3 separate regions of the Homo sapiens genome follow, and regions 1 and 2 are each linked to region 3. The links are chromatin contacts, found by Hi-C or POLR2A ChIA-PET in ENCODE. All regions are on one chromosome and are shown on one strand. The core of a region is the stretch at or near the end of the contact, and the rest is flanking DNA. Distances in the headings are between cores, read along the strand shown.

What was found. A loop is a pair of places that touch in the nucleus more often than their neighbours do. ChIA-PET counts read pairs that join two places held with the same protein, here RNA polymerase II (POLR2A). Pooled maps may share reads with other maps.
Region 1: a map of cardiac septum shows a loop between it and region 3 (2.9-fold over the local background). The contact joins the enhancer-like site here to the promoter of LINC01936 in region 3. A Hi-C loop is called at or near these places in 1 of 168 maps with a recorded cell type or tissue (cardiac septum), 2 of 37 single-sample maps with no recorded cell type and 3 of 50 pooled maps. POLR2A ChIA-PET finds 5 or more read pairs at or near these places in 3 of 52 experiments (WTC11, activated CD4-positive, alpha-beta T cell and activated T-cell).
Region 2: a map of cardiac septum shows a loop between it and region 3 (3-fold over the local background). The contact joins the enhancer-like site here to the promoter of LINC01936 in region 3. A Hi-C loop is called at or near these places in 4 of 168 maps with a recorded cell type or tissue (Right ventricle myocardium inferior, cardiac septum, heart left ventricle and 1 more) and 10 of 50 pooled maps. POLR2A ChIA-PET finds 5 or more read pairs at or near these places in 1 of 52 experiments (activated T-cell).

Annotation. Positions count from the first base shown.
Region 1 is chr2:30,582,837-30,585,536 of GRCh38, reverse strand. The region is part of intron 5 of LCLAT1 (lysocardiolipin acyltransferase 1); the gene reads right to left. Among named protein-coding and RNA genes, the nearest start is that of LCLAT1, 140 kb to the right of the region's middle. Within about 2 kb of position 1,301, at least 2 of the 41 ENCODE cell types and tissues checked have a DNase peak (open chromatin) inside an H3K27ac peak, as active enhancers do.
Region 2 is chr2:30,509,846-30,512,545 of GRCh38, reverse strand. The region is part of intron 1 of LCLAT1 (lysocardiolipin acyltransferase 1); the gene reads right to left. Among named protein-coding and RNA genes, the nearest start is that of LCLAT1, 64 kb to the right of the region's middle. Within about 2 kb of position 1,310, at least 11 of the 41 ENCODE cell types and tissues checked have a DNase peak (open chromatin) inside an H3K27ac peak, as active enhancers do; they include heart left ventricle and heart right ventricle, where a contact is called at or near this core.
Region 3 is chr2:30,345,385-30,348,084 of GRCh38, reverse strand. LINC01936 (long intergenic non-protein coding RNA 1936) reads right to left here and starts at 1,439. Exons shown (of 2, transcript NR_122048.1): 1 at 970-1,439.

The DNA.
Region 1 (2,700 bases), core at 52-2,551, 240 kb before region 3:
GATCCAAACTATGAAGTAGTGTGAATAATGAGGAGATCATGGAACTGGCATGAGTTATCATGCAGACGGTGAACTTACCTAAGAATGTGGCTAGACTAGAGAGGGAATGGAAGACTGAGCCAGGTGCTAAGTCTCCCCTCTCCAGTGAAATGAAGGCTGAGGCAGAGGATGTAGTGAAGGGTTGACTGATTTCTGAGAGAGGTAAAAGTTGCTATATTTAGATGACAAAAGGCTCAAAAAAATGTTTTTTGACTCGGTATTTTTTTTTACCGAGGATGGATAAATCAGAGGTAAATTAAGAACATTATATGGTAGTGAGATATGAGAAAATGAACAGCGCTTGAGAGGGAAACAAGGAAGAGGCATGGAGTCAGGAGACAGCTATGTTTTAATGAAGGCAATAAGGCAGATAGCATGGTCAACACAGAGGTAGTTTGAAAAATGAGCCCATCATCGTGATGATCAAGATTATTTCTCATTTACCCCATAGAGACTGTAACTTGGCTACAACATCACTCTGATATATAAAACCTTACCTCTACTCATGTCCTTTAGGTAAGCCTAGAGGGTTTTTTTTTTTTTTTTTTTTTGAAATATAGTAATATTGGTTCCTTATCAGGGCAGCAAGTGGTTCTTCCACTGGCAAACTTTTCCGATCACCCAAATCACCGGCACAAAGGAACATTGTTGGAAAGATCACTGATGCTTTATGATGTGCTTGAGACATCACTGAAGAACATAAAACTTTTATATTAGTCTAGAATATAGCCAGTTTTTATGGATTCTAATTATTACAGAGGCCTGATGGCCCTGAAGAAGATAAAAGTTGGACTAACTGCCATCATAGAACATTTTTTGCTAAGCTGCATCAGTATCTACAACCAAGTTTTGCTACTTAGAAAGCACTGTCTAATTATACACAGACAATAAACTAGAAAGAATTACAGCAAGAAATCCAGAGAACCTTCCAGGATATTGTCAGAGTGTGGCCATACACCATCAAGCTCTATACCATACAAAGCAGTGATATTCTTTAACCCTCTTTAAGACTGTGACATCTGTACCTACCATACACATTATATCTTGAATGAATTCATTAAAGTCAACAAGAAGCCTTCCTTATTATTAAAGCCATTCTAAATGTGATTCAGCCAGCCAGAACAGTTAAGAACAACTGCAACAACAACAAAGCTATTTTTGGCTAGATGCATTGAGTGCGGGTAAAAAAAGGAAGCAAGAACAGGGTAGTCAACAGGCTAACAGGGTAGAGAAGAGAGGTTCACGCATGTAACTACAACACTGAGGAATCTTAATAGACATACAGTTAAACTGCTACACGGATTCAGAAAAAGAAAAGACCAGTTTGGCTGACGGGATCCAAGAAGATGGCCACAAATAGAAATAAAAACAAACACTGCATGTTCTCACTCATAGGTGGGAGTTGAACAATGAGAACACATGGACACAGGGAGGGGAACAACACACACCAGGGCCTGCTGAGAGGTGGGGGGCGAGGGGAGGGAAGTTAGAGGAAGGGTCAACAGGTGCGGCAAACCACTTTGGCACACGTATCCCTAAGTAACAAACCTGCACGTTCTGCATATGTATCCTGGAACTTAAAAGGAAAGAAAAGAGCCCTTCCCTTATCTTCTTGTTTATTTCAAACATTCCCACCTAATTCAACATGAAAAAAACCAAACCAAAGCAAATTTAAAATCCTGAGTGGCTACACAAACACCACATATAATATACATACCAATAATTAGAAGCCTGAAAAATCCAATGGGTAGAAATTTAACAGTATTGGTAAAGACTGCCACAGAAATGATGGCAGCTCACTCGTCAAGATTCATTTTCTTCTTTTCTCTCCATTTGCTATCACTTAATATAATACACTGGCCAAATTCGGACAATTTCAGCAGATGGACCTGGAAGCTAAGGGTTTTATCTTTTCCAACCACCCTTCCCCAAGGTGAGAGTATGATGTTTCAGCATTATCTTGCCAGACAGAAACTGCATTGGGGGTTGTGGTGGGAAATCTGTTTACAAGTGGATGGACTAAAATACTGAAACAGAAAAAAAAATCAAGTATGTGCTTTTTAGGCCTTGGGTAAGGACAATGGCAGCCAGAGGACAACACTGCTATTGTGGTGATGTAGAACACTATTTTTGGATGGCACTTTAATGAAACAACGAAACCCATGATCTTAAAGTTTACAGAAATGAAATTTGACTTGTAATTGCTACCTATCTCTATTCCCAAGATAGCAAAAGAGGCAATAGATGCATCTGAGAAACTTCTGGTTTAGCTCCTCAAATTGCAAATTAAGATCTAAATACTGAGTTTTATTTTAACAGTAAGCCATACTATCATCCTTTTGATTAATACCCAATAGCTAGTTATATGTGTTGGCTAATTTAGCTTATCTTAAACTTGTGTGCCAACACTTTAAATAAAAACACTTTAAATAAAGAGCTAATTAGAGTATAAAATAAAATGAACTGGTTTATAGTGCAGAAAAATGGTCAGCAGAATACAAAGATCTGAATTATTAAAAGTTCTGAAGTCATAAAAGAGGATGACCTTTATAAAAGAATAGCAATCTGCTTCAATTTATGTAAATGTTACAAGCTATTAGCCAATGGAACTTAAGGCTGCATAAAAGGTGAGAATTCTCAGGCATATTCCATCATACTCTG
Region 2 (2,700 bases), core at 61-2,560, 160 kb before region 3:
ACAAAGAGGCTATCTGGAGATAAATATCCTCTCCTTAATCTCCATCCACCCTTTTATCTCCTTCGAGGGCTTCCTTCCCCTTGACCTCACCCAACTGGAAATAAGAGAAAAGTGTGCCCCCTGGGTCTCTTGAGGCAGACAAAAGAAAAGAATGGAGAGCGTGTCCAGAGGGCAAAGAGAAGACATCCAGCAGAACAATATCAACATAAGGAAAATGAGGAGTTACAAAGCATTATCTAGAATATGATAACCTTTTATATATACATTATACAGTGGTTAATTTTTTCTATTTTTGCTTACATAAATTTATTAATTTTGATAAAAACAAATGTGTCATGAAATAAAATAAGAATTCCAAAAAACTAAAAACAAAACTAAAAAGGTCTGAAGAGTTTCATATTAAGATGAAATATCTAATTGTGCTCTCTCAAAAAACACACTAAAAATCCCACACCTACAAAGAATAACCAAAAAAAGAACAACATTTTAAAAGCTGGAAAGCAGAAAGCCAAATGTTGACTATCCTGGCTGACCTGCAAAGACAAAGTGTAAGCCAGCAGAGGAAAAAGTTGAAAACAAACCCACAGAATCCTCCTAAGGCCTAGGAGGCGGAAGCATCAGGTACTGCTGGATGCAAATGGAGATGAATGGCAGTTTGCCAAAATAAAGAGGATTAGGTAATGAGTGAGGGGCAGGTGGATTCCTAGATTCCCTTCTCTCTCTGCACCTCTGGGTAACTGTCCCTCTCCTACCGCAGCATAAACTTGCATGTCTATTCTCTAGAGAAGGTAAAACAGAGTTTCCCAATTAGGAAATGCACAGTTTAGGGCATGGTCACCACTCTAAGAACAGTGGGATTAAGTGACCATATACATGCTGAATCCTGAATGCTAAAACCTCAGACCATCTTCCCTGGATGAGCTCTCAGATGGCTGGCAACAAGATCTTTGGTCCTATGCCAGTTGTCCTATAGAATATTCTGCAATGATGGAAATGTTCCCTAGTTATGCTGTCCAAAACTGCAGCCATTAGCTACATGTAGCTATTGAGCATCTGAAATGTGGCTAGTGCCATTGAAGAAATGAATTTTTAACTTAATTATATTTCAATTTAAATAGCTACATGTGGGTAGTGGCCACAGTATTGAACAGCACAGTCCTAGGCAGAAGACAGGAGTGTACTCTCTGGGATGTCTGACCAGGCTATGAGGAAAGACAAAAATACAGAAACAGGCCAGGCGCGGTGACTCATGCCTGTAATCCTAGCACTTTGGGAGGCCGAGGCGGTCAGATCACTTGAGGTCAGGAGTTCGAAAATACAGAAACATTGAGGGATTCCCTAATAAACAGCCCACATAAATCACCCCTCAGTAAAGCCCAAAGTTCACAAGCCTCACCTACGTGCAAGCCTCTACTGGCTTTCTAAATCACCCATTTTTTATTAGGAACAGATAATGAGACTTCTGAGCAAACACTCTAACATGACATTAGAGACTAAATTAAACAGAAAAAAAAGTATACTTGAAGGAAATAAACTATTCAGGGGAAAAGAAAACTTCAAAGAAAACTATCTTTAACATTTTCAAAAAGACAATAAATACTGCAATCAGGAAACAATAACATGTTCTTGTGGGAAAATAAAATGAAGAAAGGAAATATCCAGAGAATAAAAGAGCTACTGAAAGTTTAAAACAGCAAAAATGATTAGCAAAAATTATACACGACCAAAGAGTTAGAAAATAAAGTTGAGAAAAAATCTCCCAAAAAGCCCAGCAGAAGATAAAGAGATGGAAAGCAGAAAGAATATATGAAAGGGCCAAGACACGAGGTCCCATATGCCAGTAATACAAGGGCCAAAAAGAGTTGTGAGAAATTGGAGAGGGGGAAATCAGCAACAACAATCTCAAAAAAATTCCCCGGAACCGGAGAAAATGACATTCCACATTAACAGAGCCTACTAATAGCAAAGATAATGGATGAAAACAGATGTTCACCAAGGAATACCACTGTAACTTACAGAAGAGTGGAGACAAAGAACGTTCCACAAACCTTCTAGAAAGGAAAAAACAGGTTACATACAAAGGATTAAAAATTAGACCAGCTTTGAACATCTCAGCAGCCAATACCAGGAGCAAGACAAAAACAGAACAAAAACTTTAAGATTCTAAAGAAAATTATTTCCAACCCGTCCCTGTAGCAAGTGTTAGAGTAGTTGGTAGAAAAACACTGTCAGACATGCCAGGTGTAAAAGTGACTTCCCATACAATCTTTTAAAAAGAAGCTACTGGAAAATGGGCTCCACTAAAAGAAGTAAACAAAGACTAAGGGAGATCTGAAATACAGCAAGTAAGAGATCATCATAGATGAGAGGTCAAGAAGGATGATCCTGAAAGGGAGATTTCAGGGTGACAACTATACATTAGATAGAGAAGGCATTCGGTCCAAATTCTGAGAGGATGGCACAAAAGGAAGACTCTCTGAAAGTTGTTATCACCAAAATCCTTGCTACTAAACAAACCATCTGTTTGAGTCAAGAATAGAGTGTCCAGGTGAACCTGGCACAAATCCTAATCTGTACTTGGCTTCTTGACCATGTGCTAATAAAATTCCTGCTCTCCCTGCCACATTTGGCTTCCACATCAGCTGATGACACTGATTTTATCTGTCATATAGCACTCTGCTTTGTTGGGCGTCGTGGCTT
Region 3 (2,700 bases), core at 190-2,689:
CTGCAAGTGGGAAGAGAGCACCAGGCAGTTGACCCGGACGCTAAAGGAAAAGGTGAGCTCAGCGGCTTGAGGACTTGGTGACAGCCAGGAAGCAGCTCTTGGGGACCCTTTTGACTTAGCTCCTGATTCCCTGCCATGCTGGCGTGGTGCAATGCATTCAACAGATTCTCAATAAATCCCTAAAAATAAATTATGTCTTGCAGGGGCCATAGAGAGCCAGAATACTATGTAATATTATGCATGGGAGGAGCTGGTGCTGCAAACCAAAGTCAAACCATGCACAGGGAGCTTCGAAGGATCTTCTCCCTTTTCAGCCCCTGCTAGCTCAGTGGACTTTATCTCTTTCCTTCTTCCCTAGGCCTTTTCTCCTGAGTAAATTCTCTCCAGTGCCTGATAGCAGTTTGTAAACTTTTTCCCAGATGACTGCTCTCTATAATCTATAATTCTCATCAATTATATATGAAAATATACACCTATATCTAAGGACATATATATATATATTTATATATATAAAATATGTAAATATATTATATATAATGTATATAATTATATAGAGATATATTTTATCTTTCCTCTGTTCCTTTAAAGCAAATCACTCCCACTCCCACTGCCTTTTTTTTTTTTTTTTTTTTTTTTTGAGACAGGGTCCCGCTCTATTGACCAGGCTGGAATGCAGTGGTGCAATCATGCCTCACTGCAGCCTCTGCCTCCCCGGCTGAAGTGATCCTCCCACCTCGCCCTGCCAAGTAGCTGGGACTGCAGGCACGCACCATCACGTCGGGCTAATTTTTGTATTTTTTGTAGAGATGGGGTTTTGCCATGTTGCCCAGGCTGGTCTTGAACCCCTGACCTCAGGTGATCCACCCGCCTCGGCCTCCCAAAGTGTTGGGATTACAGGCGTGAGCCACCGCGCCCCACCTCCATCTTCTACATGAGGATAAGGAAGCTCTGAGAGGTTAAGTGACTTGCCTAAGGTCACTCAGCCAATGAATGGTGGAGCCCAGCACTTAGCTCAAGCCAGGCGGCGTCACCGCTCACTGCAGGCTGTTCCCACGTGGTCAGGCGCAGGGTCTTTCTGCCTCATCACTGAAGTGGGGACTTGAATACGGCTCTTCCTTTTCTTGCATCCTCCATGTGCCCTCCTGGTAAACCAGATCCCCACGGCCTCAGCCGCTCTTCATCGGCCTGACTTGGGCTTCCAGAGCCTGCCCAGCCCACGTGGGGCTGGTTTGGCAAAAACTGGGCTCTAGATTTTGCTTTAGCTGTTTTCTTTTCCACTTCATTGTTTCCGTGGGATGTCTGCCTTCCCAAAATAACACCGGGGCATTCCAGGTAAACTCAACATCCGACGAAAATCCCCATTCAGCGGCAAGTCCGAAGGGTCCTGGTTTTTGCTATTGTTTTCCTCCCTTCCTCTGGCTCAGGCGGGGTAGGCGTCTGGGACAGGTTCCCGGTGGAGCCTGGATGGAGGGGGAAGCAGGAGGAGGAGAGGAGGGGCTTGGCCAGCTCCAGCCAGCCAGCTGATACTCCCGCCCTCTGCGCTAGCACTGGAGGTAGCCCTGAGCTTTCCCTTCTCACTTTGCTGGGGAATGTTCAAAGGCCTGTAGGAAAAGAACTGGGCAGGGTCTTGTGCCCTACTTCACTTTTATCAGAGAAAGAAAATAAAACCAAGGTGGCCCCTAATTCTGCTCTGATTTCTGGAGGCAGCATGGATGATATCATGGAGAAGCACTGGCTTTGGATTAAGCCAGAGCTGGGCTGAATCCTGGCTCTGGTGCTTACCAGCTGTAAGCTGTAGCAGCTGTAAGTCCATAAACAGCTTATGTGTTCCTCTGAGCCTCCATTTCCTCATCAGTAAAATGGGAGTGATAGTGTCCCTATTAGAGCAATAAAGACAGATGAATTCAATGCCCCAAATAGGACCTGCCCCATAATAGGGGCTCAACCCATATAGAATAGTTTTCTCTGTACTTCCTAGGATATGGGAGGAGGGGGAGTTGCTTACTTCTTCTTTGCTTTTTTTTTTTTTTTTTTTTTTTTAAGACAGAGTCTTGCTCTGTCACCCAGGCTGGAGTGCAGTGGTGCGATCTTGGCTCACTGCAACCTCCGCCTCCCCGGGGGTTCAAGTGATTCTCATGCCTCAGCTTCCTGAGTAGCTGGGATTACAGGCATGCAGCGTCACTCCCAGCTCATTTTTTTTGTAATTTTAGTAGAGACATGGTTTCACCATGTTGGCCAGGCTGGTCTCGAACTCCTGACCTCAAATGATCCACCTGCCTCAGCTTCCCAAAGTGCTGGGATTACAGACAGGAGCCACCGCACCTGGCCTTCATTGCTTTTTGATGTCATTATTACCCAAGTGCTGAGAAGGTGCTGTTTAGAGGCCAACTTAGAGAAGTGGAAAAAGCAGAGAGAGTGTCGTCAGACAGGTAGGGCCCATGCCTTACTTGTTTATGTATGTACCCCTAACAGAATTTTGTAAAGCTATCCACTGTCTACCCCCAGCACATTTAAAAAATGAAGTTCAAAAGTTAAGTAGCTGCAAAAACTGTGGTTTCTGGCTTATTGTAAATATTGATATTTAAAACCTACTGTGACTTCACACTTTAAAATGGATCCAGTGGAATGTAACATCGACAATTTGGTAGCCCCTATCATCCATTTTAAAATTTATGAAAAAGCTGATTGGCATTCAGGAAT